Linked DNA regions of Homo sapiens: region 1 is linked to region 2. Evidence: read pairs that join two places in POLR2A ChIA-PET (ENCODE). Cell type or tissue: B cell. All regions are shown on one strand. Links, peaks and the distances in the headings refer to the core of each region. The heading gives the core; the rest is flanking DNA. Region 1 overlaps ZNF710 (zinc finger protein 710). Region 2 overlaps IDH2-DT (IDH2 divergent transcript).

Region 1 (15,317 bases), core at 6,084-10,083, 74 kb after region 2:
AACTGATTTTAAAAGGCCCACCTACTCAAATGTAATATGTGCCACATTCTAACACATTCTACTGTAGCCCCACTGGCTTTGTTGCCAAAGTAATTAATTTGCACAGACCTTGGGACTGTGCGGTGAGGTGTTAACTGTCATTATTGGTAATGGCTCGGCTGTATGAACGAGAACGTATGGCAGAAACACAATATAAAAAAATAAACTAGGTGCTGAGGCCAATCTCAAACACTGGCTGTCACTTGTCAGCCCCGACGATAAACATCTGCATCTATCACAAGCAGTTGTTGTTTTTCTTGATTAGCTAAATGTTATACATTTAAATATCTAAATTTATACTGATAAAAATATCACTTTTATCTGATTTTATACGTTGGAGTTCCATGTCCGATCTGATTTGAAAGAAGAGCTCCTTGACAGCTAACATGTTTGAGGCCACTATCCGAATTGAATGCTCAAACAGGCTCCCAAGTTCACATTCACAATCTCTCAACTAACGTTTTTTTCTTTCTTTTTGATTAGAGATGGGGTCTTGCTCTGTTGCCCAGGCTACTGTGACACAATCATGGCTCACTCCTGTCTCAACCTCCAGCACTGAAGTGATCCTTCTGCCTCAGCCCCCCGAAATGCTAGGATTATAGACATGAGCCACTGTACCTGCCTCTAACATGATCTTCTAAATAGTGCCAATGTGCCCACGTGCCCAGGTACAAACCCCCAGCACAGCGGCCTCTTCCCTCGCTGGGGGCTCCAGCCACATATGGAGGCACCTGCTCCGTGAGCCGTCTGTGGAGCCCGGTCTTTTCACCCATGGGTCTTCCCACCTGGGGCAGCCTTTTCCCAACCCTGCTGACCCCTGCTCCTCCCACCAGCCTCCGAGGCGTGGCTCGAGGTCCACCTGCTCCTGGAGCCATCCCGGCTCTCCTGGCCTGCCCTCGTGCCCTCTCCAGGCTTCCAAGGACTGCAGCACGCCAGGCAGTGGCGACCTCCTCCTGGGCCTATACCCCTTGCCCTGGTTCAACACCTGGCACATCTGAGGAGAGGGGATGGCATTACTGGGGCGACTCTCGCCTGCTTTGCTCCCAGGGCTCCCAACGGACCAACTACCAGCCTCTCCCAGGGCCACGGTCAGGCACACGGTCGGCGGCCCTTCCTCAGGAAACCGGCTCCGGGCAAGGCGTCCCCCTCCCCCCAGCGCCCAGCGGAGCTTCCCCTTCCTGAGGACGGCTAAAAATACCCCAGACAGGAATTTAGCCTCCTTGAAACGGACACCAAAGATTAAACTATTAAGCTTAGAGTGAGGCTCTCGTGGAAGGGATCAGATAGAAGGAAACCTCGGCCTGGGGGGTCAGGGTGCATCTGGAATAGGCCGCAGGGGCTAAACGTGCTTCCAAACCACCACACCCCACCCCAATGTCCAGCTGCTGGGAAATGCAGTCAGCGAGGACCTCGAGTGCCAGCTCAGTCACTTGCAAGTGACTAAGCAAAGTCATGCCAGTGGCTCAGTTTCCCTATCTGAAAAACGGGGATGAAAACACTCACCCATGGAAGGGTTGTGAGGGCCCACGGTCCTAACACAGGTGAAGCAGCTTGGTTCATTATAAGGCCCTAACCAACTGTAAAGAATCACTGTTGGCAGGGGCATGGTGGCTCACACCTGTAATCCCAGCACTTTGTGAGGCTGAGGCGGGCAGATCACTTGAGGTCAGGAGTTCGAGACCAGCCTGGCCAACATGGTGAAACCTCATCTCTACTAAAAATACAAAAATTAGCCGGGCGTGGTGGTGGGTGCCTGTAATCCCAGCTGCTTGGGAGTCTGAGGCAGGAGAATCACTTGAACCCAGGAGGCGGAAGTTGCAGTGAGCAGAGATCGCACCATTGCATTCCAGCCTGGGTGTCACAGTGAGACTCTGTCTCAAAGGAAGAAAAAAAGAACCATTATTATCTGCCCAGATCTCTGGGAGAAGGCTTTTCTGAAAAAAGCCACAGAGCCAAGAGATGTTTCCATTCTTGGGCCCCAAATTCAGCAAAGCTTAAGTGATTCTGAGGACAACCACTAGAGAACTCATTCATTCATTTGTACAATAAATAGCCGCTAAATCCCTGCTATGGGTTAGGGCTTGTGCCTGGAGACAGCAAGGTGAATGAGGCAGGGGTCCTGCCCCTTGGGGCCCACCACAGCCACCCCCAGTGCCCTCCAGCCACTGTCAGTTTTGCAGAGCACGCTGAGGAGCATGGCTGCCTCCTGTCGCGACAGTCCGTCTGACACAGCACCCAGCGGCAACCCTCCTGTCTGTTGTGGGGTTTGGGCAAATGATGTGTTCAGCAGTTTTTGTAAACTTCCCCAAAGGCAGGACCAGCAAGAAGGAGGAACTGAGCATCAATGGCCAAGCCAGTGCTTCCCCCTTGGCCCTGGATGCTGAGTTCAATCCAGGCTCTGCCGTCTACTAGCCGTGTGACATCAGGTGATTCTCATCTCTATGGGGGGGAAGAGGCTCCTGACTCATGGGACAGTGAGATGAGGATGTCAGTGTCGTTAGTTCCCTTCCCTCTCCTTTCCCCTGCAGCCTAATACCAGGAATCAGCCCCCTCCCGCCAACCTCAAGGGCGCGGGCATAAGGAAACAGTTAACACTGCTTTAGAGGTGAGGAGAGGGCAAAAACGTCAGCCAGCGAACTGCCTGTGGGAGCTGAAGTGTGGTTCCCTACAGCAAGGGTAACCATGGAGCTGACCGTCCACACCGGGCCCCTTTCTACAAGGGGCCACTCCTTATAGTCACACCAGGACACCTGAAGCAAACCCCTTCCCATATGAACAGGTAGTTTGGACTTGAGAAGGTGCGTCTGTGTCAGGAGCCTGTGCTTGGCTGTAGAAAGGGACTAACCCAGAGTCCTTGTTCCTGAGGGTTTGTGCCTAAGTGGGGGCAGGGCAGGGGCACAGAGAGCTGCCAACAACTGACGACAAACACCACGGAAGACCTACAGCTTCTCATTACAGACACTCACGAGGTCCCCAGTCAGCCATTTAATACTAGGAACAACCCGGGGGGCAGGGGTGGGGTAGTGCGCTCCCCACCTCACGCCCCAGGAAATCCAGGCTTGAATAACACACTCCCAAGTGCCCCATCAATGAAGGGGGAGTTGGGTCTGCAGCCAGGCCCGTGTGGCCCCACAGCTGGGTCCCATCTGTGCTCCTGCAGCTATGCACCCGCGGAGGTCACACCCGAGCCTGGCTCCTCAGTTCTCAGGAGCTGTCCTGGGTCACCACAGGCCAGCAGGGGCACGTAGGCACGACCTGGGCAAACTGCAACATGAAGGCTCGGGCTGCTTCCTGGCTGGCTGGTCCAGGGCCCCAGCCGGCTGGGGGAACTGGGGTCTCTCCTTCTACTAGAAGTCTTCATTGAGCCACTGCCCACCTGGGCAGTTGGCCCCACGCTTTCTTTTACACTGGCCTGGAGACTTGGCTGAGTAGAACACACACCACCCTGTAATGCTCTCTTTGTGAGGCTTATGGGGGCAGGCCCCGTGTCCATGTTGTCTTGTTCACTGGGGCGGCCAGGCAGGCTGTGTGTGTGTGCGCGTGCGCGCGTGTGTGTATGCAGAAGGGGCTCTGCTGAGGAGGGAATCTAATTTACCTGCGTTTCGCATGTGTGTTCTGCCTGCCTATCGCACACGGAAATGAGGAGTGGGGAGGCCCGGTATCACTCTGTTCTCCCTCCTCCTGGGCCAGCATTGTGCCTCGTGTCTCCTCACCCGCTCTGTTCCATCTCCCAGGCTAAACCCTTCTGTTTATGTCCTGGCACAGGGCCATCCAGGGCAGGAAGAGAGCCTGCCAGGTGTGCGTCACCTGTGTGCCAGGGCTGCCTCCCCACCCAACCCAAGGCCCCTCTGTCATCCGCCTGGGGCCCCACTGGGGCCCCTCCCTTCTTAGAGCAGGGCCTCTCCCACCACTTGTGCTAAGGACTCAGAACAAAAGCTCCCCCCATGTCCAGGAGAAAGGGGAGCTCAGACTGCCCCAGGCTGGCAAGATGAGGGGCGACCACTGGCTGGGATGTGGCGTGGCCTCCCACCAGGATGCCCTCGGTCCCCAGGGTGGGGAGAAAGTCAATGTGAAAGGCGGGGAAATAGACACAGATGAGCTGCCTGATTGTAGTTGTGCTGGGAGTGGGGGAAGGGAGGACATATCAGAGAGAGAGAGAGAGAAAGGGAGAGGGAGAGAAGAAATGAAGAGACAGGGAAGGGGGGGCAGAGGAGGAGCCTGAGTGAGGGGGAGGGAGAGAGAATGAGGCTGTGGAGGCCAAGAAACAAAGGCGGGAGGGGGAGGGGCGTGCAGTGACACCGGAAGCCCAGGACTGCCCTATTTCCCAGGGCTCGGCACCTCCACCTCCCAGGCCTGAGGGCCAGGCCAGCCCCTGGGGAGGGAACAAAGACTCATCGTCTGGGGGCCAGCAGGGGACCTTCCCCACCCAAGCAGGGACGCCGTCTCCTCAGAGCTCTGGAATCTCTAACTGTGACTTCACCTACGGCTTTGCCCCATGGGTCCTGTAAAGGCTGGGCAAGTCGCCTGGCTCCTCCACCTGTCTCCATTTCCTGATCTGTAAAATGGGCACAAGAGCCTACTTGGAACGGGAACTATTGACCTACCTGCTGGTTACCAGGGTCCCTTCCCCAAGCTGTGACAGCACCTCCTCTCATCCCACACTGCTCACAACAGTGCTCCTTTCCTCTCATGGGGACCCCATCACTCTAGGAGCAGAGGAGGGTCGGGTGGGATCAGGGTGGCTGGTGTCCCTTGGGACACAGATCTCAGGGCAGAGAGTGGGTGAAGACACCCAAAACCTGGTCTCGCACGACAGGAGCCATTTTGAAGGAAGAACCAACAGGACCTTGTGGCCACCTGGACACTCTTTGACTAGTTCCCACCACCAGGGAGATCTCAAACACCAACTGAAGGGCGGGCGCGGAGGCTCACACCAGTAATCTCAGCACTTTGGGAGGCTGAGGCAGGCGGATCACTTGAGCTCAGGAGTTTGTGACCAGCCTGGGTAACGTGATGAGCTCTCATCTCTGCAAAAAAAAATGCAAAAATTAGCTAAGTGTGGTGGCATGCCTGTAGCCCCAGATATTTGGGAGGCTGAGGCAGGAGAATCGCTTGAGCCCAGGAGGCGAAGGTTGCAGTGAGCTGAGATCACGCCACTGCACTCTAGCCTGGGTGACAGGCGTGAAACCCTGTCTCAAAAAACAAAACAAAAAAAAGTATAGAAATAAAGAAAAAGCAAGCAAGCAAACAAACAAAAACAACCAATAGACAGAGGTCTGGGGCTTCTGCCAGGCCAGGCTTGGGACATCACCAACCACCCGTGATCAATGTAATTTGATGACTATTTCCTGAAGGTCCAGTGAGCCCATACTCCCTGACACAGCCTCAGCAGTGCCTCGAACTTATCCTGGAAGGCAGGCTTGCCTGTTGGCTCCTCATCTTGGCCTTGAATCACCAGGTTGCTCAGAGACTGCAGTCTCCAGCCCTGCAGCTGAACCTCTGACTTTTTATTTATTTATTTATTTTTTGAGACAGTGTCTTGCTCTGTTGCTCAGTCTGGAGTGCGGTGGAGCAATACTGGATCACTGCAACCTCTGCCTCCTGGGTTCAAGCAATTCTCCTGCCTCAGCCTCCAAAGTAGCTGGGATTACAGGCGCCCACCACCATGCTCGGCTAATTTTTTATATTTTTAATAGAGACAAGGTGTTCACCATGTTGGCCAGGCTGGTCTCGAACTCCTGACCTCAGGTGATCCACCTGCCTCGTCCTCCCAGAGTGCTGGGATTACAGGCGTGAGCTACTGCGCCCGGCCTGACTTTTTATTTTTTTAAGAGATGGGCCTTCCTCTATTGTCCAGGCTGGAGTGCAGTGGTGCCATCATAGCTCACTGCAGCCTCAAACTCCTGGGCTCAGGCAATCCTCCTGCCTCAGCCTCCCAAGTAGGTGGGACTAAAGGCATGTGCCACCACACCTGTCTAATTTTACATTGTTTTTGTAGAGGTGGAGTCTTGCTAAGTTGCCCAGGCTGGTCTTGAACTTCTGGGGTCAAGCGATCTTCTCACCTTGGCCTCCCAAAGTGCTGGGATGACAGGCCTAAGCCACTGTGCCAGGCTTGAGCCACTGATTTAATGCACATTTACTAAACCTATTAGGTGCTTGCTTGTGGGTAGATAGAAGGGGCAAATTAAAGTTCTCACCCTTGGGGAGTTGACTTGCGTAAGCTCAGTCCACATGAAGCACCCGGATCTCTGGGAGGCGGGGGCTGCAGTATGGGGGTGGGGTGGGGTGGGGACAGGGACTGAGGACTGGCTTCCGTGGAGGCAGTTCAGGACCCAACAGAGCAAGAGCGGGGAGGGGGCTCCTGACCCTGGGTCTGGCATTCAAGCCCTCCAGGATGTGGCTCTGGGCCTTTTGCCCCTTGGAGTCCAGGGCCCTGGGGCTGGAGAGGCTGAAGCTGGAGTGGGCGGGACAGGTAACCAGGTGGGAGGAGAAGAGGAAGTTCCAGGCCTGTACACCCGCTGTGAAAAACATGCACGGGATTTCACCGCCTAAGGAAACCAGCCTCTTGGTTTCCCCTGTTGTCCTCCTCGCAGGAGGCTTCAAGGGAAACTCTACTCACATGCGCAGAAGGGAAGAGGAAGCGAGAGCTGGAAGGCCTGTGCCTCGGGGCCCCTTGCCACAGTCTCACTTCTGCCCAGCCCACAGGCCTCAGGAGCCAGAGGCCCAGGGAGCTGCCGCCGGCACGGGGGAGGGGCAGGGGAAGTTCGAGAGTCTCTTCCTCCTGCGATCCTGTCTCTGCCTTGCTTCCCCTTTCTCTGTGGACAGATTCACTGAGCCCCACCTCTGGGAGTCAGAGTGGCTGGGCCCCTGACACAGGGCCACCAACCCACAAACCCCCGTGATGCGCACCATACCCGGCCCTGTTAACAGATGAGGAAACTGAGGCCCAGGGAGGGGAAGGGAATGGTCCAAGGTCACACAGTGAGACGGTGGGGGAGCAAGGGCTAGAATGCAGGTCTCCGGCCCCGCAGCCCCCACAGCCTTTTGGTAGGCGGGATGCACTGCCCATGCCTTCATTTGCTGCCCAAGATGGCTCCCAGGCAGGCTCCACTGCCCCTCTGCCCCCAACTCACCGATGTTTCCTACCTTGGGGCCTCTGCACAGGCTGATTCCCCTGCCAGGACTGCCCTTCCCTCGAACTGGGTGAATTTCCCATCATCTTTGAGGATTTAGTGCAAGCACTGCTTCCCTTGAAGTACATGAGGACAGGATGAGGACCCTCTCTCAGCCTGAGACCATCACTGTCGTGGTAAATCATATGCGTCATCTTGGCTAAGCTATGGTGCCCGGCTGTGTGCTTGGCTAAGCTAGATGTTGCTATGAAGGTATCCTGTAGATGTGACTCACATTTACAATCGGTTGACTTTAAGAAAAGCAGATGACCCTCCATAATGTGGGTGGGCATCAATCAGTTGAAGGCCTTAAGGGCAAACATTGAGGCTTCCCAGAGAAAGAATTCTGCCTTGAGACTGTAACTTATGAATCTTGCTGAGTTTCCAGCCCCCGGGTCTGCCCTGCAGATTTTGGACTTGCCAGCCCCCACAATCACAGGAGCCAATTCCTTAAAAGAGACCTCTCTGTGTACGTGTGTGTGTATATGTGTGTATATATATATATATATAAATATATAGTGTCTCCTACTGGTTCTATTTCTTACTCTAGAACCCTGACTGATACAATAATCACACTGTGGATCATCTCCCCTGACAGCCAGGCCACCCACAGGACAGTGACTGCAGAGGAACAGAGGGGGCCCAGCACGGGAGTGTCTCTAGAGAAAGACACCAGCGTACAGAAAAGGGAAGAGAAGGAAACTGACAGTCGCCAAGGGACCAAGACTGAATGCGGTAAGTGAGATGGAGAGTGAAACTCTTGCCTGAGAGTTCTACCAAGGCTTTGCTCTTCTCTGAGCACCTCACTCCCAGGACAGTCCTGCCTCCTCCTTGGGGTGGTGTCCAGGCAGCATAGGGAAGGGCCTCTCCAAATTAGTTAGCAAGAGCAGATGCACACTCTCAGTGACCTGACCTTGTCCGGTGAATCAAGCCAGAGGGCCCTCCCCACCCCAAGTGCCTTCTTCCTTGCCTTCCCCTGCTAATGGCAGAGTCCCCAGGAGCTCAGGCCCAGGAGCTCTGAGTGCTTTCTCACCTGACGCCCTCCCAGGTGAGAGAGCCCCTCCCACAGGGCCTGCTCTGACAACCCTCGCTCTCTTGATCCATTCCCCAGGCCCGGGTGCACCTACACCTGACCTGGGAGCCACGCCTCTGCTTCTATAAGCTGAGGGCTGAGGTGGGTCTGACTGCCACAGGGTGGCCCCTGTGTGAGGATCTCCCTCCTCTAAGAGGTCACAGTACCCTAAAACCCAAGGATATGAGGGGTGAAGCCCCCATGTCGAGGCATGAACTATTTTGATGTGACTTCTCAGACACAAACTCTTGTGAAGACAGAGACCCTGGGTCCACAGAGTTCCAGAACTGGTATCGTTTGATCAGAATGCCAATACCGGGGTCTCACTCTAGACCAGTTAAACCAGAATCTCTGGGTTCAGGGCCTGGACATGGGATTTTCTAGAGGCTTCTTAAGTGATTCTGATTCTCCAAATTATTATTATTATTATTATTATTATTATTATTATTTAGTCTTGCTCTGTAACCCAGGCTGGAGTGCAGTGGCATGATCTCAGCTCACTGCAACCTCCACCTTCTGGCTTCAAGCGATTCTCGTGCCTCAGCCACCCGAGTAGCTGGGACTACAGGAGCGCGCCACCACGCCTGGCTCATTTTTGGATTTTTTAGTAGACATGGTGTTTCACCGTGTTACCCAGGCTGGTCTCAAACTCCTGGGCTCAAGTGATCCACCCAGCTTGGCCTCCCGAAGTGCTGGGATTATAGGTGTGAGCCACCGTGCCCGGCCTCGAAGTTAATTAGCAAGAGTTGACGCATACTCTCGGTGACCTGGCCTTGCCTGGTGAATCAAGTGGGAGGCCCCTCCCCACCCCAGGTGCCTTCTTCCTCACCTTCGCCTAATGGCAGCTGCCCCACTTCCAGCCCTGGGCCTCCAAGCATAGCATACCCCCACCATCTAGGGCAGTTCATACAGAAGCTGGGCCCAGACCTATGGCCTGGCCCTCCCCATCCCCTGAAAGAACTTGGGCCAAAGTTTCCTCTCTTGGAAACATGGCTCTGCATTAAGCCTCAGTCCATCAGCCACAGGAGCAGATGTGCAAAGAACACACAAAGGAGCGCCATGGGGTAGAGTGAGGCCAGAACACAAAGGGGCAGAGAGCTTGGGCAAGTGGGGGTGGCGGGGTGGGTGTCTGAGGAGAGCCCAAGGGAATGCTGATCCCAGAAGGCACCGGGATTCTGGATGGTGCCCAGCCCCTGCCCCTAGCCTGGGGAACCCTCGCTGGCAATCAACCCCCCTTAGCCCTGAAGTGAGTTGGGTGGGCCTCTGGTTCTTATAGAAATGAGCCTGCCTAAACTAACAGGGCGTCTGCTGCACAAATTACTGTGGGCAAATGCTGAGCTGCCTGCAGAGCTGCATAAAAAGCACATGGTAGCTTCTCTTTGATGCTAAGTACAGGAGTAATGTGCCGCCTATGATCTGAAGACACCAGGATCCCAGAAGCCATGGGCCTGATCCTCCCACCTCGCAGCTCACATGCCCAGTAAACGCATGCGTGCTTCTTTACTGCAAGGGAGGGATGCTTGGCTCTCCCATGGCAGGATGGTGGCCTTGCTGAAGACCCTGTGCTTCAGCCACTTTGGCTGTGGGTCTTGGAATCTTCACCGGCAGGGCTGAAAGGAACTTTGGGGACCCTCCTGTCCAATGCCATCATTTTACAGATATGGAAACCAAGACCCCAAGGCCCCTACCCCTCAGTCAGGACTAATCTGGAGCTCTTTTTTTTTTGAGACGGAGTTTCGCTCTTGTTGCCTAGGCTGGAGTGCAATGGTATGATCTCGGCTCACCGCAACCTCCGCCTTCTGGATTCAATTGATTCTCCTGCCTCAGCCTCCTGAGTAGCTGGGATTACAGGCATGCGCCACCACGGCCTGGCTAATTTTTTTTGTATCTTTAGTAGAGACGGGGTTTCTCCATGTTGGTCAGGCTGGTCTTGAACTTCCGACCTCAGGTGATCCACCCGCCTCGGCCTCCCAAAGTGCTGGGATTACAGGTGTGAACCACTGCATCTGGCCTTTTTTTTTTTTAAGATGGAGTCTTGCTCTGTTGCCCAGGCTGGAATGTAGTGGTGTGATCTTGGCCCACTGCAACCTCCACCTCCTGGTTCAAGCGATTCTCCTGCCTCAGCCTCCCAGATAGCTAGGATTACAGGTGTGCACCACTATGCCTGGCTAATTTTTGTATTTTTTTAGTAGAGACGGGGTTTCACCATGTTTCCCAGGCTGGTCTTGAACTCCTGACCTCAGGTGATCCACCTGCCTCGGCCTCCCAAAGTGCTGGGATTACAGGCGTGGGCCACCGTGCCTGTGGAGCTCTTGACTCCTTGTGTTTCCTTCTATCCATGTCAAACATGGGGGTCACCCCCCAGCTCAGGCTCTCCCACCAGACTGTTTGCCTTCTACCGTCTGGGGACCATGAAGGTGTGCACAGGAGATTGTACGGGGCAAGGAATTTCCACCATTCAACCCACCTGCAGGAAATGTTTTGAGCTCTCAAGAGTTCTGCCACGCAGCTGTCCCTTGCCCTAGCATGCTAATAGTCAGTCAAAAGAGAGAAGACTGAAGCAAGCCTTATGCTTGTACCAATCGGTCACGACATCCCACCTGCTCCACATCCCAGTCACCTCCCATTGCTCTTGCAATCAAGCCCAAACATCTCACCAAGGGCCTCCAGAACTTGTCTGGTTGGTCCCTGCCTCCATGACAAGTCCACAACGTGCTGCTGTCCCCTCCCTCCATGTGAAGCCACGTGGACTTCATCGATGTTCTTTAATAGACCTCACCTGCACACGGCCTCTTCACACATGCTTTCCCCTACCTGGAATGCTCTTCCTCATTCCTCTCCCTTCAGCTTTCAGCCCAGGTAACACTTCCTCAGGAAGCTTGCCCGGACCCCCTGCCCCACCCTGACCAGGTCTAGACCCCAGGTCCTGTGCAATCTCAAATTTCATACTTTTCCTTCCTGGACCTTATTGTAACTTTAAATGATTTGTTAATGATTTATTTATTTATAGAATTACTTGCCTAATAGCTACCATCCCAGTTAGATTCTGGCATCCCAGTTAGATTACATTCTCCAAGGGCAGAGACCTTGCCTGTTTGCTCACCACTGCATCCCTAGCAGAGTACACAGATAGAATAAATTGTTGCCCTTTCGAGAATACCCATATTCAAGGGCAAAGAAAAAAGAGGCCCCTTGCCGAGACCAGCTTTGGACAGCAGCCAGATAGACCCTGCCCGCCTCTTTTCCCTGAGCTTTATGGCCAGTTCCTGTTCCGAGGGGGAGGGGCAGCAGGCCTCATGTTTCCAGAGGGCTCCATATCTTTCCTCCAAGTCCAGAAGCAAAGAAGCACATCTGTCCCCCAAACAAGTACACTATCCTGGACCCAGAGATCACCAGCTTCGTGTAACGGGAAAAGCAGACAAAACTTCAGCTCACAAGTTCAAGGGGACAAAGATAAGAATCAAAGGAAGTAACAATAGGACCATTCACTGCGCTTGAACTTCATCAGGGCCTGGGATGAAAGCACACCATTTCTAGCCATCGGGGCAGTCCTCTGGGATGGGGGGTACCATTTCCATTATACAGACGTGGAAACTGAGGCAGTCCCCTGCAGGCAGGATAGAGCAGGCCCCAGCTGGGTGGGCCCAGGGCCGAGACCCAGCCCTCTCCACCTCAGCTCTCAGGGATGGGCTTTCTGGGTCTTGTCTTCCTCCCCTGCCAACCTGTTTTCCCACACCGGGGCCTAATTCACACCTGGGAGCCCCTCATGGCTTCCCTTCCTCCTCACCAAGACTCGCCTCAGACCCCTCCTGCACCAAGCCCTCCGCCTTCTCCATCCCATCTTCCTCTCCCTCCATTCCTCCCCTCCTTCGGTTTCCGTGGCAACCCCATCCTCCGCTCTGCCACTCGGTCCTGCCTTCCCATCTCATCTCTTTCTTCCCTCTTTCATCTCTCCCCTCATCGCAGTGTACAGTCCAAATCCCCCTCTGTCCTTTGCCTCTGCTCTCTCGCTCCCTTTTACTCTCCTTTTATCTCCTTCAATGTTCTCTTGTCATCTCAGGGTGACATTTATTTATCTTTTGCTTAAAAATAAAAAAGAAAAGAAGGAAGAAAGGAGGGAAAAAGAAACCCCATTCCATCAGCCAGGGCTTCTCCAGATCAGTCCCGGCCTTCTCTCTCTCGGGTCATCTCTAAGGGTCAGACTCCCCACAGTGGCCAGGAGGGAGGAGACAAACCCCAGAACGGACCCCTGCCTGCCACAGGGAAGCTTCTCTATTGACCTCACCTAGGGAAGGGAGGAGGAAAACACACGGGTGGGAAGTGTGTGTTGGGGGGGCTCCCTGGGAGGAGGCATCCCAGAGAGCCTGGCCCTGCTTCTCTGAGGTCAGGGTAGGGGAGAAGCCGGCACCCACATCAGGATGAAGCAAGGGCAGGACCTAGAGCAGGGGGTAAGCCAGTGCAGAAATCCCCCATGACCAGCTCCAGGCAGGAATTCACTGCTGACTGGCGCAGGGGCTCACACCCATAATCCCAGCACTTTGGGAGGCCAAGGAGGGAGGATCATTTGAGCTCAGGAGTTCGAGACCACCCTGGGCAACATTGTGAAACCCCATTTCTACAAAATATTAACAGGCCATGATGGCACGTGCCTGTAGTACCAGCTACTTGGGGGGCTGAGTGGGAGGATGGCTTGAGTCTGGGAGGTCGAGGTTGCAGTGAGCCGTGATCACACCACTGTACTCCAGCCCGGGTGACAGAGTGAGACCGTGTCTCAAAAGAAAAAAAAAAAAAGGAATTCACTGCTGTCCAGGGAAACCCAACCATTCACCACCCCATGCTGCCTCTTCAGGCCCTACCTTGCCTTGTGTGAATGAGACACAGGGCCTGGCCCCAGGCTGAGGCACCCAGCAAATGCTCAGGGTGCCCAGCTCCCTCACTCCAAACAGGATGGTGAGATTCACCAATTCCCCAAAATACACTCTTCTATGTTTCTAAATTGCCTCTGAGTAAAGAAAGCAAAATTCATGGGCTTTCCCACCCATGTGTCTGTGCCCCGAGTTTAAGGCAGAATGAAAGGTTGCCACCTCTTTCTAATTTCTTTTCAGCCATCATTTACTGAGCTCATATTATGGACCAGGCACAAGGGACAGGCTGTCCCAGGGAGATAGACATTTTATTTTATTTTATTTTAATAATTATTATTTTTTGAGGCAGAGTCTCTCTCTGTCGCCCAGGCTGGGGTGCAGTGGCGCCATCTCAGCTCACCGCAACCTCCGCCTCCCCGGTTCAAGCGATTCCCCTGCCTCAGCCTCCCAAGTAGCTGGAATTACAGGCATGCGCCAACACGCCTGGCTAGTTTTTTTGTATTTTTAGTAGAAATGGGGTTTCACCATGTTGGCCAGGCTGGTCTCGAACTCCTGACCTCAGATGATCTGCCCACCTCGGCCTCCCAAAGTGCTGGGATTACAGGCGTGAGCCACCGAACCAGGCCCAAGATAGACGTTTTAATTTTCATTTTACAGATGAGCAAACTGAGTCTTAGAGAAGCTGTGATTTGTCTACGTCACAGAGCCAGTAAGAGATAAAGGCAGGATTGGAGCTGATTATAATCACATTCTTCCCCATTTACTCCTCTTCTTCCTGTGTTCCTGGGAGGACTGAGGTCACATCACTCCGAGTCCTCCTTAGCTCAGCCTCCTCCTGGCTTCTCCATTGCTGTTTTTAATCTCGAGTGATCAGAAATGACAGGAGAAACAAAGATCTGGGAATGGAGATTGACTGCAGAAAATGAAGCAAACCGATGATGGCTGTGGCCCCAGCATCTCAAAGTGACCAAGAGAAGAGATGCACTGGTGGAAAATGGGATCAAGTCCCCTGCGACAAAAAAAAGTCACATGGGGATGAAGAAAGGGGCCCTAGGTCTTCAGGAGCCCTCGAGCTGTGTGAGTGTCTGGCTGCAGGTGAGAAGCGTTGCTGCGCCAGGGATCAGGCCAGGGAGGGGCCATGGTATTGGTAGTCCTCCACTAAAAGGCTGGCTCAGCACCTCCTGGGCCCCAGGAGCAAGGTCCGAGGAGGGGGAGATGAGAAGCAGCAGAGGTGGGGAGGAAATGGGGAAGGACAGCCCCTTCCTCTGCAGGTGGTAGAAGGGAGGGATACATGGTTCTCAGTCCAGCAGACCTGTCCTCCACCCCCAGCTCTGCCACTTAGGAGCTGTACACCCTCAGGCAAGTGTCTCAACCTCCCTGGGATTTGGTTTCCTTGTCTGTATAGTGACAGGAGAAGGGTCTAATCACTGAGCCCTTCCTTTCAGCCTGGAGTTGTGCCTGTTGAGATCATTTTTATACAGCACAGAATCTTGACAACAAAACGTATTTACAGAGGAGGAAACCAAGGCACAGGAGTTGAGTGATTCACCCACGGTTACCAGGTACACCAGAGAATAAGTGGAGTTGGGTCTAACCTAAATGCCTCTGCTTTTATTAATTAATTAATTATTATTATTATTTTGAGACAAAGTCTCACTCTGTCGCCAAGGCTGGAGTGCAGTGGCGCCATCTCAGCTCACTGCAACCTCTGCCTCCCCAGTTCAAGCGATTCTCCTGCCTCAGCCTCCCAAATAATTGGGATTACAGGCACCCACCACCACACCCAGCTAATTTTTGTATTTTTAGTAGAGGCAGGTTTTGCCATGTTGGCCAGGCTGGTCTTGAACTCCTGACCTCAGGCGATCCGCCCGCCTCAGCCTCCCAAAGTGCTGGGATTGCAGGCGTGAACCACTGCGCCTAGTCTGCCTGTGCTTTTAAGATAAAGGAGATAAGGGAAATGATGTGTTTCATAAGGGCTGATGCATAGTAAGGACCCAGTTACTGGGAGTGACCGCTAATTTTTTTTTTTTTTTTTTGAGACGGAGTCTGGCTGTGTCGCCCAGGCTGGAGTGCAGCGGCACGATCTTGGCTCACTGCAACCTCCGCCTCTCGGGTTCAAGCGATTCTCCTGCCTCAGCCTCCCAAGTAGCTGGGACTACAGGCATGTGT
Region 2 (15,317 bases), core at 6,123-10,122:
TTTCTCCATACAACTAGTAATTCTGCAGCAGACACCAGTTGGGATTCCCATAATTCAATTCAATTCTGACATGATCTACCTGGAGATACAGGGGGTGAGCTCTGGAAGGGTCCTGAGCACAGGAGTGTTGGGAATAGGCCTCCAAAATCTGGCCATAAACTGGCCCCAAAACTGGCCATAAACAAAGTCTCTGCAGCACTGTGACATGTTCGTGATGGCCACGACGCCCACACTGAAGGTTGTGGGTTTACCGGAATGAGAGCAAGGAACACCTGGCCCACCCAGGGCGGAAAACCGCTTAAAGGCGTACCTAAACCACAAACAGCAGCATGAGTGATCTGTGCCTTAAGGACATGTTCCTGCTGCAGATAACTAGCCAGAGCCCATCCCTTTGTTTCCGCCCATCTCTTTGTTTCCCATAAGGAATAGTTTTAGGTAATCTATAATCTACAGAAATAATGCTTATCACTGGCTTGCTGTCAATAAATCGTGGGTAGATTTCTGTTCAGCGTTCTCAGCTCCGAAGGCTGTGAGGCCCCTGATTTCCCACTCTGCACTCTATATTTCTGTGTGTGTGTGTCTTTAATTCCTCTAACGCCGCTGGGTTAGGATCTCCCCGACCGAGCTGGTCTCAGCACAGGAGCTTCCATCTCTGTGGAGTTGGGGTGAACCACCCTCCCAGCAGATGGAAGTCTTCTTGTTCACCTACCTGGAAGCTCTCTGAACACTGTCCTTTTGCGTTTTGTGGGTGATTCCTGGTCATGATTGATTACATCATTGGCCATAACAAATATGCTTTTCTTTTTTTTGAGACAGGGTCTTGCCCTGTCACTCAAGCTGGAGTACAGTGGTGCGATCTCTGCTCACTGCAACCTCCACCTCCCAGGGTCAAGCGATTCTTGTGCTTCAGCCTCTTGAGTAGCTGGTGTGCGCCACTACACCCGGCTAATTTTTTGTATATTTAGTGGAGACATGGTTTTGCCATGTTGCCCAGGCTGGTCTGGAACTCCTGAGCTGAGGCAATCCTCCTGCCTCAGCCTCCCAAAGTGCTAGGATTATAGGTGTGAGCCACAGCGCCCGGCCATCCTGTTTTATTTTCTTCTTGCATGTATCCTTTTCTGAAGCTTGAGCTCCAGGGCCCCTTCACTTGCATAGGCCCTTTCCAAGGGTCAGTACCTAATTCGCATTACTTTCTTAAAAAGGACTCCCTTATCCTGCCAATCCAACTAAAAGCTTCAGACTCCATAAGATCTAAATCCATTTGTACCTAGAGCAGAGGACCAGGCTGCAATTAGTACATCCTGTGTCTGCCTCTGGCAGAAAGACAAACTCAGCATTCCTCCTGCCAGGCCACTTCTACAGGTCATTGCTCTCCCCACCTCTTCAGGCCTGAGTGCCAAGAGGCAGCCTGGCCCAAGAGTCTTCGTAACTGCCCTGCTAACAGTGCCCTGGATTGGCGGGGAGGGGGTGTCAAAACTCCAAGAGCTGCCGTGTGTACTTCTCTCTTCTGGATACCTTCCACCATGACTCTGCCAAACAGACATAAACCTTCTCAACCAGCAACCACCCCACTCTAAACTACTCAGAAAAGAGGTTGAAAAACCAATAAGACTTCTGCAGAATCTCTTTCCTTTCCAATCTGCAAAGCTAACCCTTACCTCTATCCCCTACCCCACCTCTTACCAGCCTGGGAAAATACAGTTGGCCCTCTGTATCTGTGGGTGCTGTATCTGTCATGCGTGTCCGTGTGAAGAGAGTCCACCAACAGGCTTTGTGTGAGCAACAAGGCGTTTATTTCACCTGCGTGCAGGCGGGCTGAGTCCGAAAAAGGAGTCAGCAAAGGATGGTGGGATTATCATTAGTTCTTGTAGGTTTGGGATAGGTGTACAAAGTACCTTCTTAAGGGCGGGGGAGAATATTACAAAGTACCTTCTTAAGGGCGGGGGAGAACATATCATATCAGTTGGGGTGGGGCAGGAACAAATCACAATGGTGGAATGTCATCAGTTAAGCTATTTTCACTTCCTTTGTGGATCTTCAGTTGCTTCAGGCCATCTGGATGTATATGTGGAGGGCACAGGGGATATGATGGCTTCGCTTGGGCTCAGAGGCCTGACATTCCTGTCTTCTTATATTAATAAGAAAAACAAAACAAAATAGTGGTGAAGTGTTGGGGCGGCGAAAATTTTTGGGGGTGGTATGGAGAGATAATGGAAGATGTTTCTCAGGGCTGCTTCGAGCGGGATTAGGGGCAGCATGGGAATCCAGAATGGGAGAGATTAAACTGAAGAAAGATTTTGGGGTAAGGGGTGATGTTGTGGGGTTGTTAGAAGGAGCATTTGTCGTATAGAATGATTGGTGATGGCCTGGAAGCGGTTTTTTATGAATTGAGAAACTAAACAGAAGACACAAGGTCCGAATAAGAGGAAGAGAAAAACAGGTATTAAAGGACTAAGAATTGGGAGGACCCAGGACATCCAATTAGAGAGTGCCCAAGGGGGTTCAGCATAATTATTTGCTTGGTTGGCGAGTTTTTGGGCTCTATCCTTGAGTTTTTTTATGTTGTATACCAGGCCAGATTGATTTAGGTAAAACAAAAACAAAAAAAACACTTTATTTAAAAATATATGGAGTCTTTTTTTAATTTTTTTTTTAGCAGTGAGTAAGTCGAGGCCTCCACAATTTTGGAGGAAAGAGAAATGCAAAGCCAGAAATTGTTTGTTAAAGAAGGGTTAGAAATGGCTAGGAGAGAGTGAGTGAGATTGATAGTGTGGTGGAGATAGCTGGGGAGAGGTAGAGGGTGGCATAAGAACGGGAACGAGAATAAGAGTGAGTATAAAAGTAAAGAATAGGACTTCATCAGGGTGAAAGTACTGGAGTGCACCCTGTCAGCAAAGATGATCTATCCACTTTGAGAGAGACTTAATGGTGCCGGTTTGAGGTAAAACCAGGAGATATCAGTTATGATGGTTTGGAGGAAAAGTGTAAACTGGCAGTGTAAACAAGGGCAGGGTATTTACAAGTAGTTGAAAATAATGAATATGAGTATGACTAGACAGAAGATAGCAGGGATGACAAGTTTTTGGGGTGCAGTTCAAGTTGGGATGGTGTCTGGAATGAGACTGGGCTCTAATAAAAAGGACTGTCCATACAGGAGCTTAAATGGGCTTTACTAGCACCCTGAGGACAGGCTTTAATTCTGAGAAGGGTGAGAGGTAAAAGTACTGTCCAGTCCTTTTGAAGCTGGAGGCTGAGCTTGGTGAGGTATGTCTTTAAAAGACTATTAGTCCGTTTTACCTTTCCTGAAGATTGAGGACGGTAAGGGGTATGAAGATTTTACTACTGAATACCAAGAGCCTGAGAAACTGCTTGGTGATTTAACTAATAAAGGCCGGTCCGGTATCGGACTGTATAGTGATGGGAAGGCCAAACCGAGGAATTATGTCTGACAGAAGGGAAGAAATGACTGTGGTGGCCTTCTCAGACCCTGTGGGAAAGGCCTCTACCCATCCGGTGAAAGCGTCTACCCAGACCAAGAGGTATTTTAGTTTCCTGACTCGGGGCATGTGAGCAAAGTCAATTTGCCAGTCCTAGGTGGGGGCAAATCCCTGAGCTTGACGTGTAGGGAAGGGGAGGGGGCCTGAACGATCCCTGAGGAGTAGGAGAATAGCAGATGGAACACTGAGAAGTGATTTCCTTGAGGATAGATTTAACCGGACACCATTAGCAGGGAGAGCATGTGTGTTTTCATGAAGAATTATGCCGAGATAGGTAATGGATGAGGAAGGAATTTGGGCTTGACTGAAGTAATGGGGGCTGTCCGTGAAGCCTTGAGGCAGTACAGCCCAGGAAACTTGCTGAGCCTGATGAGTGTCAGGGACAGTCCAAGTGAAAGCGAAGAGAGGCTGGGATGGGACGCAAAGGAATAGTAAAGAAAGCACGTTTGAGATCCAGAACAGAATAATGGCTTGTGGAGGGGTTGTGGAGGGAGGCATTGAGGAGGAGAGTATATGAGTTCGTCACCACGGGGTGGATAGGCAAAACAATTTGGTTGATAAGGCACAGATCCTGAACTAACTTGTAAGACTTGTCTGATTTTTGGACAGGTAAAATAGGGGAATTGTAAGGAGAGTTTATAGGCTTTAAAAGGCCATGCTGTAACAGGTGAGTGATAACAGGCTTTAATCCTTTTAAAGCGTGCTGTGGGATGGGATATTGGCATTGAGCAAGGTAGGGTGATTAGGTTTTAATGGGATGGTAAGGGGTGCATGATCGGTCGCCGAGGAGGGAGTAGAGGTGTCCTATACCTGTGGATTAAGGTGGGGAGGTACAAGGGGAGGATGTGAAGGAGGCTTTGAACTGGGGAAAAGGGCGGCAATGAGGTGTGGCTGTAGCCCAGGAATAGTCAGGGAAGCAGATAATTTAAAGTGTCTTGGCCTAATAAGGAACTGGGCAGGTGGGGATAACAAAAGGAGTGCATAAAAGAATGTTGTCCAAGTTGGCACCAGAGTGGGGGAATTTTAAGGGATTTTGAAGCCTGGCCGTCAATACCCACAACAGTTATGGAGGCAAGGGAAACAGGCCCTTGAAAAGAAGGCAATGTGGAGTGTGTAGCCTCCATATTGACTAAGAAGGGGACTGACTTACCCTCCACTTTAAGAGTTACCCAAAGCGTCTGTGATGGTCCAGGAGGCTTCTGAGGTGATTGAGCAGTGTCAGTCTTCAGCTGCGAAGCCAAGAAGATCTGGGAAGGCGTCAGTCAGAGAGCCTTAGGCCAGAGCTTTAGGGGCTCTAAGAGTGGCTGCCGGGCAAGCTGGGTGGTTTGATTTCCAGTGGATCCCTGCACAGATTGGACACAGCTTGGGAGGAATCCTGGGCTGCTGGCATTCCTTGGCCCGGTGGCCAGATTTCTGGCACTTGAAGCAAGGTCCTGATGGAGGAGGTCCTGTAGGAAGGCTTGACCGCTGCAGCTTAGGCATCTACGGCTTAGGCATTTTGAAGTTCTTGTGTGCTGGAGATGTGGCTGGGGTTTCTCTCACAGTGGAGGCAAGGAATTGCAACTCAGAAATATTTTGCTACTTGGCTGCCTCTACTCTATTATTGCATACCTTGAAGGTGAGGTTAATTAAGTCCTGTTGTGGGGTTTGAGGGCCGGAATCTAATTTTTGGAGCTTTATCTAACGTCGGGAGCGGATTGGGTAATAAAATGCATATTGAGAATAAGACGGCTTCCTGGCCCTTCAGGGTCTAGGGCTGTAAAGCGTCTCAGGGTTGCTGCCAAAGGAGCCATGAACTGGGCTGGGTTTTTATATTTGAGGAAAAAGAGCCTAAACGCTAACTGATTTGGGAGAGGTCAGATAAAGAAAAAGGAGCATTAACCTTGACTATGCCTTTAGCTCCAGCCACCTCTTTAAGAGGAAATTGTTGGGCAGGTCGGGGAGGGCTAGTTGCAGAACAAAACTGTAAGCTGGACTGGGTGTGAGGAGGGTAGGTGACAGAAGGATTATAGGATGGGGGAGCGGAGGCTGAGGAAGAATTGGAGCCTGATTCAGCCTGGCAGGGAAAGACCTGAGGAGGAGCAGTTTGGGGAGGAGGGGAGAGGTCAGATGGGTCAGTAGAAAAGGAAGATTGAAAAGACTCAGTGACACTTGGGGTTGGGACTGAGGGGACAGGTGGGAGGGAAAGAAGGAGGATTTGGGATGAGTAGCATTGGAAACAGAGACTAGGGAGGGACCGATGTGTAAAAGAATGCCTGGACATCAGGCATCTCAGACCATTTGCCCATTTTATGACAAGAATTATCTAGATCTTGTAGGATGGAAAAATCGAAAGTGCCATTTTCTGGCTATTTGGAACCACTGTCGAGTTTGTGTTGGGGTTAAGCGGCATTGCAGAAGAAAATAAGGGGTTTAGGTTTTAGGTCAGGTGTGAGTTGAAGAGGTTTTAAGTTCTTGCCAGGCTAAGGGAGAAGAAGGAGGAATGGAGGGTAGAAGGTTGCCCATAGTGAAGGAGGCAAGCCCAGAGAAAAGAGAGAGTGGAGACATGGAGAGAAGGGGTGGGGGGTGTTGCCCCCCAGGAAAGTGGTGCTTGCCACTAAGGGTGAACGATCAAGGCAGGCTTCCCAGCGGTGATCAGACACCTCTGAAACATGGGTGAATAATCAAGCAGGCATTCCCACAGTGATTAAACACCAAGGGAAGACTGTCTTCCCGAGGCCATGACTGGTGCTGGAGTTTTGGGTTCACGGATAGAATGTGTCTCCTCTGTCTCTACCAGAAAAGGAAAGGAACTGAAATTAAGAGAAGGGAGAGATTGAAGGATGGTGCCAAGACTGAATGGAGAAAGAGGTTGAGGGATAGTGAGAGAGGTTGGAGAAGAGAGTAAAAAGAGGCCGCTTACCCGATTTAAAATTGGTGAGATGTTCCTTGGGCTGGTTGGTCCGAAGACCCAAGGTCGTGGTGGATCTTTCTCCTGGAGCAAAGAGCAGGAGGACAGGGGATTGATCTCCCAAGGAAGGGCCCCCAATCCAAGTCACAGCACAAAATGTCACGCGCATCAATGTGAAGAGAGTCCACCAACAGGCTTTGTGTGAGCAATAAAGCTGTTTATTTCACCTCAGTGCAGGTGGGCTGAGTCTGAAAAAAGAGTTAGCAAAGGGTGGTGGGATTATCATTAGTTCTTATAGGGATAGGCATACAAAGTACATTCTTAAGAGCAGGGGAGAATATTACAAAGTACCTTCTTTTTTTTTTTTTTTTTTTTTTTTTTTGAGACAGAGTCTTGCTCTGTCGCCCAGGCTGGAGTGCAGTAACGTGATCTCGGCTCACTGCCACCTCGGCCCCCCAGGTTCACGCCATTCTCCTGCCTCAGCCTTCTGAGTAGCTGGGATTACAGGCGCCCGCCACCACGCCCGGCTAATTTTTTGTATTTTTAGTAGAGACGGGGTTTCACCATGTTAGCCAGGATGGTCTCGATCTCCTGACCTTGGGATCTGCCTGCCTTGGCCTCCCAAAGTGCTGGGATTACAGGCTTGAGCCACCACGCCTGGCCACAAATTACCTTCTTAAGGGCAGGGGAGAATATATTGTATCAGTTAGGGTGTGGCAGGAACAAATCACAATGGTGGAATGTCATCAGTTAAGGCTATTTTCACTTCTTTTGTGGATCTTCAGTTGCTTCAGGCCATCTGGATGTATACGTGCAGGTCACACGGGATATGATGGCTTCGCTTGGGCTCAGAGGCCTGACAGTATCTGTGGGTGCTGTATCTGTGGATTCTACATCCATGGACTCAACCAAGCACAGAAAAATCATATTTGAAGGGTCATGCACGGTGGCTCACACCTGTAATGTCAGCACTTTGGGAAGCTGAGGCAGGAGGATCGCTTAAGGCCCAGAGTTTGAGACCAGCTTGGGCAACATAGCAAGACCCCATCTGGGCAACACAGCAAGACCCCATCTCTACCAAAAAAAAAAAAAAAAAGCCAGGCATGGTGGTGCATTCCTGTAGTCTCAACAACTTGGGAGGCTGAGGTAAGAGAATCATTGGAACTCAGGAGTTCAAGGCTGCAGTGAACTATTGTTGGTGCCACTGCACTCCAGGCTGGGTGACAGAGTGAGACTCTGTCTCCAGAAAAAAAAAAATTGGAAAAAATTGAAAAAATCATTGTGCCGTACTGAACACGTACCCTTTTCCTTGTCATTCTCTCCCAAACAATACAGCATAAAAACTATTTACATAGCATTTAGATTGTATTACATATTATGTGTAAAATCTAGAGATTTAAAGTATATGGGAGGATGTGGGTAAGTTATATGCAAATACTATGCCATTTTATATCAGGGACTTGAGCATGCATGGATTTTGGCACCCAAGGAAGGTCCTGGAACCAATCCCCCACAGATACTGAGGGCTGACTGCACAATGTTTAGCACACAAGCTTTAACTCTCCCACTGCCTGGCCCTTGGCAGGCCTGACTAGTTGATCGCAGAACTCTTTCCAGGTGAGCTCCTATGCAACCACTACTGATAGATCAGAACGGAAGCCTATTTCCCTCCTAATGAAACTCAGATCTAAATTATTGAACAGGCAAATCTTTTTCAAGGGAAAAGGACCAATGCTTGCAATAAATTCCATCTATGTTGACTACAGGGAGGTCAATTCTAAGAATGTATTTTCTTTTTTTGTTTTTTGAGACAGAGTCTTGCATTGTCACCCGGGCTGGAGTGCAATGGCATGATCTCGGCTCACTGAAACCTCCGCCTCCCGGGTTCAAGCCATTCTCCTGTCTCAGCCTCCCATGTAGCAGGGATTACAGGTGCCCACCAGCATGCCCAGCTAATTTTTATATTTTTAGTAGAGACGGGGTTTCACTATGTTGGCCAGGCTGGTCTTAAACTCCTGACCTCGTGATCCGCCTGCTTCTGCCTCCCAAAGTGCTGGGATTACAGGCGTGAGCCACCGTGCCCCGCCTCTAAGAGTGTATTTTCTATTTGATCAAATAAGAGGAAGCCTCAGGGGATCTTGTGGTACATCCTGTGACAAAATGGGATAATCACTGACCTGGAACTGGGAGTCCTGCTCTGTTCTGGGCAAAATGACTAACTTCCTTATTTTGTATGGGGGGTTACTATGCATGTTAAGTGATCTTAAGAAAGTGAGTGGATTAGTGAGGGTTCTCTAGAGGGACAGAACTAACAGGATAGATGTATGTATGAAACAGTTTTTTTTTAAATTATTTTTTATTTTTCTCAGACTGAGTCTCACTCTGTCACCCAGGCTGGAGTGCAATGGCGCAATCTCAGCTCACTGCAACCTCCACCTCCTGGGTTCAAGTGATTCTCCCACCTTGGCCTTCCAAGTAGCTGGGATTACAGGCACCCACCATCATGCCCGACTAATTTCTGTATTTCTGTAGAGACAGGGTTTCACCATGTTGGCCAGGCTGGTCTTGAACCTCTGACCTCAGGTGATCTGCCTGCCTCGCCTTCCCAAAGTGCTGGGATTACAGGCATGAGCCACCGTGCGCGGCCGAAAGGGAGTTTATTAGGGAGAATTGACTCACACCATCACTAGGTGAAGTCCCATGATAGGCTGGCTGCAAGCTGAGGAGCAAAGAAGCCAGTAGAGGCTCAGTCCCCAGAACTGCAAAAGTAGGGAAGCTGACAGCGCAGCCTTCAGTCTGTGGCCAAAGGCTGGGGAGCCCCTGGCAAACCACTATGTTGTCCAAGAGTCGAAAGGCTGAAGTGCTGGGATGACAGGTGTGAGCCACTGCGCCCAGCCTTTATTCATTTATTTATTTATTTATTTATTTTAGAGGCAGGGTCTCACTATGTTGTCCAGGCTGGAGTGTGGTGGCTATTCATAGGCAGGATCCCACTGCTGATCGGCACAGGAGTTTTGACCTGCTTCATTTCTGACCTGGGTCGGTTCACCCCTCTTTAAGCAACCTGCTGGTCCCCCGCTCCTGGGAGGTCACCATATTAATGCTGAACATAGTGTGGACACCCGGTTGGCACAGTGCACTACAGCCCAGAACTCCTGGGCTCAAGCCATCCTCCTGCTTGAGCCTCCTGTGTAGTTAGGACTACAGGTGTGCGCCATTGTGCCCAGCCTCGTGGAGTTTTAAATGGGGGGCCATGGTGAGCGGTTCCCAGAACCTGGAGGGAGAGTGTCTTTCTCTGGTGGCAAAAGCAGTAAAAAAGGAGACAATGGACAAGGTTATGGGCTGCAGACCGAACCCATAATCAGCATCTGCCAAGTCTAGTCTCAGCTGCTGGGGCCCTGACACCTGCAGAGATGGTCCCACTGCACCTGTACAGATGGTCTCCAACTTCCAATGCTTCCATTCTGGATTTTTCAACTTTGTGATTGGTTTATTAGGATGTAGCCCCAACCTAAGTCAAAGAACTCCTTATGACTTACGATGGGGTTATGGTTTCTACTGAAAGTGTAATGCTTTCACACCATCATAAAGTTGAAACATCTGAAATCAAACCATTATCAGTCGGGGGACTGTCTGCTGTGCTGTCCACATTAAATGCATTTTCCACATACAACAGGTTTATGGGGCTGTAGCCCCTTGCGAATCGAGGAGCATCTGTATTACTTCCTATTTCAGTTGTTTCTCTTGGCAACCCCTTCTCTTTTCCTCTCAGACTGGCTGTTACACGCCTCCTCCACTATCCTCAGTCCCCCAACTACTCATTCCCTCACCCTCTGCCACCTCCTTCGAGAAAATACAGGCCACAAGGCAGGAGCCATCTAGCTCCCACCAAACCAGGAGGGCAGGGGAGTGTTCTCTGGTCTGGGACTTCGATCCCCCTACATCTATGGTGTCAGCCATCACTGTCCTCTTGCTAGCATCTTCAGCCTCACCTCTACTAGCTCCCTTTCCTCAGCATAGAAATCTGCTAAGGGCATTCCCAGCTTAAAACAAAACTAAACTAAAACTAAGGCCTGGTGCCTTAGTTTAGTTTTTAAAAAAACACAGTTTCGGCAGGGCGCAGTGGCTCACGCCTGTAATCCCAACACTGTGGGAGGCTGAGGCAGGTGGATCGCTTGAGGTCAGGAGTTTGAGACCAGCCTGGCCAACATGGTGAAACCCCGTCTCTACTAATACAAAAAATAGCCAGGCATGGTGGCATGTGCCTGTAATCCCAGCTACTTGGGAGGCTGAGGTACAAGAATTGCTTGAATCTGGGAGGTGGAGGTTGCAGTGAGCCAAGATGGTACCACTACACCCCAGCCTGGGCGACAGAGTGAAACTGTGTTTATGTTTGTTTTTTTTGTTTGTTTGTTTTTTTTTGAGACGGAGTCTCGCTGTGTTGCCAGGCTGGAGTGCAGTGGCAGGATCTCGGCTCACTGCAACCTCTGCCTCCCAGGTTCAAACAATTCCCCTGCCTCAGTTTCCCGAGTAGCTGGGACTACAGGCATGCACCACCACTCCTGGCTAATTTATTTTATTTTATTTTAGTAGAGATGGGGTTTCACCATGTTGGCCGGGGTAGTCTTGATCTCCTGACCTTGTGATCTCCCCGCCTTGGCGTCCCAAAGTGCTGGGATTACAGGCGTGAGCCACCGCGCCCTGCCGAAACTGTGTTTTTTAAAAAACAAAAACAAAAACAAAAAGCTAAAACTAAAACCCAAATCCCAAAAGCCCTTCTTCCACCTAGTGTCTCTCTCCGTCTTTCTCCTTCTTGGAAGGGAAGTCTACACTGGCTGGCCCTACTTTGTGACCTCCCTGCCTTTCCTCCACCCACCTATGGGGTCTCCTGCCTTCCCTGCTACAGCCTCCTCACCCACTGGCAAAGAAATGAAGAAACAGACCCTGCCTGGCTCACTGATGGCCTCTTGATTGCCAGATCCCTGGGACACCTTCCGGTGCTCGTTGACTTGTCCACTTCGGAGCTTCCCCCGCACAGTCATCCCCTGGACACCTCTCTCCTGGGACATCTTGCACTTTGTGGGACAGCACCTTCTCTGTCTCCTCTTAGGGGCTCTTAGGTCCTTGTGTCCTCCAGGGTCTTGTCAACGATCCGTCCTCATAGCACACTCTCTCCTTCAGCAAACTTATCAGACTCATGGCTTCTACTACTGCCTCTGTGCTGAGAATGTTTAGTAATAAGCAACATGTCAAAGATGCAAAATAATCACGTGTGGAACAAGGATACTGTGTAAAGAAAGACAGTTGAAGGAAAAAGAAAAAACACTGATAGGCCGGGTGCAGTGGCTCCCACCTGTAATCGCAGTACTTTGGGGGTCTGAGGTGGGCCGATCACAAGGTCAGGAGTTTGAGACCAGCCTGGCCAACATGGTGAAACCCCATCTCTACTAAAAATACAAAAAAAAAAAAAATAGCTGGGTGTGGTGGTGTGTGCCTGTAATCCCAGCCACTTAGCAGGCTGAGGCAGGAGAACCGCTTGAACCTGGGAGGTGGAGATTGCAGTGAGTCAAGATCGCGACGCGGCACTCCAGCCTGGGCAACAAAAGAGCGAAAATTCCATCTAAAAAAAAAAAAAAAGGGCCAGGCACGGTGGCTCATGCCTGTAATCCCAACACTTTGGGATGCCAAGGTAGGTAGATCACCTGAGGTTGAGGTCAGGAGTTTGAGACCAGCCTGGCCAACATGGTGAAACTCTGTCTCTACTAAAAATACAAAAATTTGGCCGGGCGCGGTGGCTGACCTGTAATCCCAGCACTTTGAAAGGCCGAGGCGGGCGGAACATGAGGTCAGGAGATCAAGACCATCCTGGCTAACGCGGTGAAATCCCGTCTCTACTAAAAATACAAAAAATTAGCCAGGCGTGGTGGCGGGCACCTGTAGTCCCAGCTACTTGGGAGGCTGAGGCAGGAGAATGGCGTGAACCTGGGAGGAGGAGCTTGCAGGGAGCCAAGATCACACCACTGCACTCCAGCCTGGGCAACAGAGCGAGACTGTGTCTCAAAATAAAATAAAATAAAATAAAAATACAAAAATTTGTTGGGCATGGTAGCGGGTGCCTATAATTCCAGCTACTTGAGAGGCTGAGGCAGGAGAATCACTTGAATCTGGGAGGTGGAGGTTGCAGTGAGCTAAGATTGCACCATTGCACTCCAGCCTGGGCAACAGGAGCAAAACTCCATCTCAAAAAAAAAAAAAAAAAAAGTAAAAGAAAAAACACTGATTAAGACACTTGGGTTCCCCAGACAGTCCTTCTATATGACTGTGGGCAAGTTAACATACCACCCCAAGTCTTGGACTTCTCATCTACAGAACTGGGATAAAAATAGTACCTACTTCATAGGGTTGTTATGAGGATTAAATAGGATAATTCTAGAGCAAGCACTCCGTGCGTGAAGTTGCCAACATTATTTATGACTGTCTCTGTTGTCACTTGCAGGGGTAGAGAAGCAATGGGCAGAAGTGAGATGAAACTAAGAAATGGTAGTTTGGATCCAGGTTTTGAAATACACGAGGGCAGTGGACTTCTAGGGTCTGTTGGCCAAGGCATTCCTAATTAGAGAATGCAAGTATCAAGGGGCTGTGAGCCTAGGAGCAGGCAGCCCCTTCCTAAGGCTGCTGCTCTCTTTCTAGCCATCTGGACGACCTTGTGAGCACCTGACAGGGTGCATTCGGCAAGTGGCTGGCCAGCAAGTGGCTGGCCAGGATGCCCTACGTGCACGTCCCGGCATTCCTGAAATAGCCGCCCTGCAGTGGGGGGAGGTGCTGGTGGATGAGAATGTTAAACAGCTTGGAGCCTGGAAGGGAAAAGGTCACCTCTGGGGCTGTGTCCTCCAGGAGGGGGACACAATTGCCAGAGGAAGGAGTCCCTAAGAAGGATATTGAAGCTGCCCTAAGCTCTTGTGCAGTTGCCACGTCCTGGGCTATACTCCACAAGATCCAAAAGGAGACATGGGGTGGCTGGAGTGGTGTCTGGAGCCAGCTTGTACAGGCTCATGAGAGCCAACTGTTAAATTCTCAAGAATTTTGCAAGCCAGTTGTTACACATAGCCATTATTAAAAATTAAGTTATATAAACTTATGATTATATTAAAAGACTCAAACTCATCACTTTCTAATTATTTTACTATATTTTACTAGTATCTATGCATTTGAGGACATTTATGTCTGTTGCATCTATATGGTGGAAATATTATAGATGGAAATATACAACTCTGTTCAGTGATGCTGTGTTGGTAGTTTGAAATTGGCCATGGTGGAAATATTTACACTACCGAAATCAGCAAATGCTACAAGTTAGCAAACACACACACACACATACACACACACACACCCCCCGCACTGGAGCTGGTTGTTAAACATTTGCCAGCACCTCATTGGACAAACTGATTTCTTTCTTTTTTTTTCCCCCGAGACGGAATCTTGCTCTGTCACCCAGGCTGGAGGGCAGTGGAGCCTTTTTGGCTCAGTGCAACCTCCGCCTCCTGGGTTCAAGTGATTCTCTTGCCTTAGCCTACCAAGTAGCTGGGATTACAGGCACGTGCCACCATCCCTGGCTAATTTTTGTATTTTTTAATAGAGATGGGGTTTCACCATGTTGGCCAGGCTGGTCTTGAACTCCTGACCTCATGTGATCCACCAACCCTGGCCTTGCAAAGTGCTGGGATTACAGGCGTGAGCCACTGCACCTGGCCCAAACAAACTGATTTCTAGGAAGTTTGTTGTTAGCCATTTCTTGTGAGTTTCAGTATTAGCCATCTGCCCCACATGAACAGCGCCTGAGTTCCACTGCAGTTTTTTGGGTCTCCCTAACCCAATATCTGAGTGAGCTACCTTACACGTCCCGATCTCACTAGTCCTACCCCAGCCAGAGATGAGAATGATGGTGGCCATTATTCATCACTTATCACATGTTGCGTCCATCTTCAGTTGAGTTTTGTTTTTTGTTTTTTGTTTTTTTTGAGACACAATTGTATTCTGCCGCCCAGGCTGGACTGCAGTGCAGTTGTGCAGTCTCAGCTCACTGCAACCTCCACCTCCCAAGTTCAAGCAATTTTCCTGCCTCAGCCTCCCCAGTAGCTGGGATTACAGGCACATGGCACCATGCCAGGCTAATTTTAGTATTTTTAGTAGAGAAGGTTTCACCATGTTGGCCAGGCTGGTCTTGAACTGCCGAGCTCAAGTGATCCACCCTCCTTGGCCTCCCAAAGTGCTGGGATTATAGGCATGAGCCACCACACCCAGCCAGCTGAGTACTATTTATTTATTACTATTATTTTTTGAGACGGAGTTTCGCTCTTGTTGCCCAGGCTGGAGTGCAATGGTGCTATCTCAGCTCACTGCAACCTCCACCTCCTGGGTTCAAGCAATTCTTCTGCCTCAGCCTCCCGAATAGCTGGGATTACAGGTGTGCATCACTACGCTTGGCTAATTTTTGTATTTTTAGTAGAGACGGGGTTTCACCATGTTGGCCATGCTGGTCTTAAACTACTGACTTCAGGTGATCTACCCGTCTTGGCCTCCCAAAGTGCTGGGATTACAGGCATGAACCACCGCACCCAGCCAGCTGAGTATATTTTAACCAGCACATTACTATGAGGTTGGTACTAAGCTGTTACTCTACCCATTTTACAGATGATGATAAAGTGAGCCACGGAGAAGTCTGGAAACTCTCCCAAGGCAACCAGCTAGGACAAGGTTGGAGGCCTCACTTAATCACTAGCTCTACTGATAAACAATAATCTGATCATCTGATAAGGGAATTTAATTAAGTGGTTCAATTGCCACTCCTTCATGCTGCCAACCCTGACTACAGCTTTTAAACACCACAGGGCATTGTTTCATGTAGTTTTATTGTTCTTAGTCACAGTAGA

What was found. Peaks named below come from ENCODE experiments on the same cell type or tissue, not always from the same donor. Only the 100,000 strongest peaks of a DNase experiment are listed, where the experiment ranks them.
Region 1: POLR2A ChIA-PET joins it to region 2 with 5 read pairs; 3 of 35 experiments call an interaction of 5 or more read pairs at or near these places.

What each region holds. Positions count from the first base shown.
Region 1 is chr15:90,051,106-90,066,422 of GRCh38, reverse strand. All of the region lies in intron 1 of ZNF710 (zinc finger protein 710), which reads right to left. Among named protein-coding and RNA genes, the nearest start is that of ZNF710-AS1, 23 kb to the left of the region's middle. RefSeq lists a silencer at 2,474-2,533 and enhancers at 6,624-6,673, 6,684-6,743, 6,864-6,983, 6,809-7,520, 11,401-12,284. In B cell, for the core only: no CTCF peak of the experiment used is centred there; DNase peaks (open chromatin) are centred at 6,692, 7,678 and 7,932; H3K4me3 peaks cover 510 bases; H3K27ac peaks cover 3,398 bases.
Region 2 is chr15:90,124,715-90,140,031 of GRCh38, reverse strand. It overlaps IDH2-DT (IDH2 divergent transcript), which reads right to left. Exons shown (of 3, transcript NR_149130.1): 3 at 6,460-6,635. Among named protein-coding and RNA genes, the nearest start is that of IDH2, 30 kb to the right of the region's middle. In B cell, for the core only: no CTCF peak of the experiment used is centred there; a DNase peak (open chromatin) is centred at 8,551.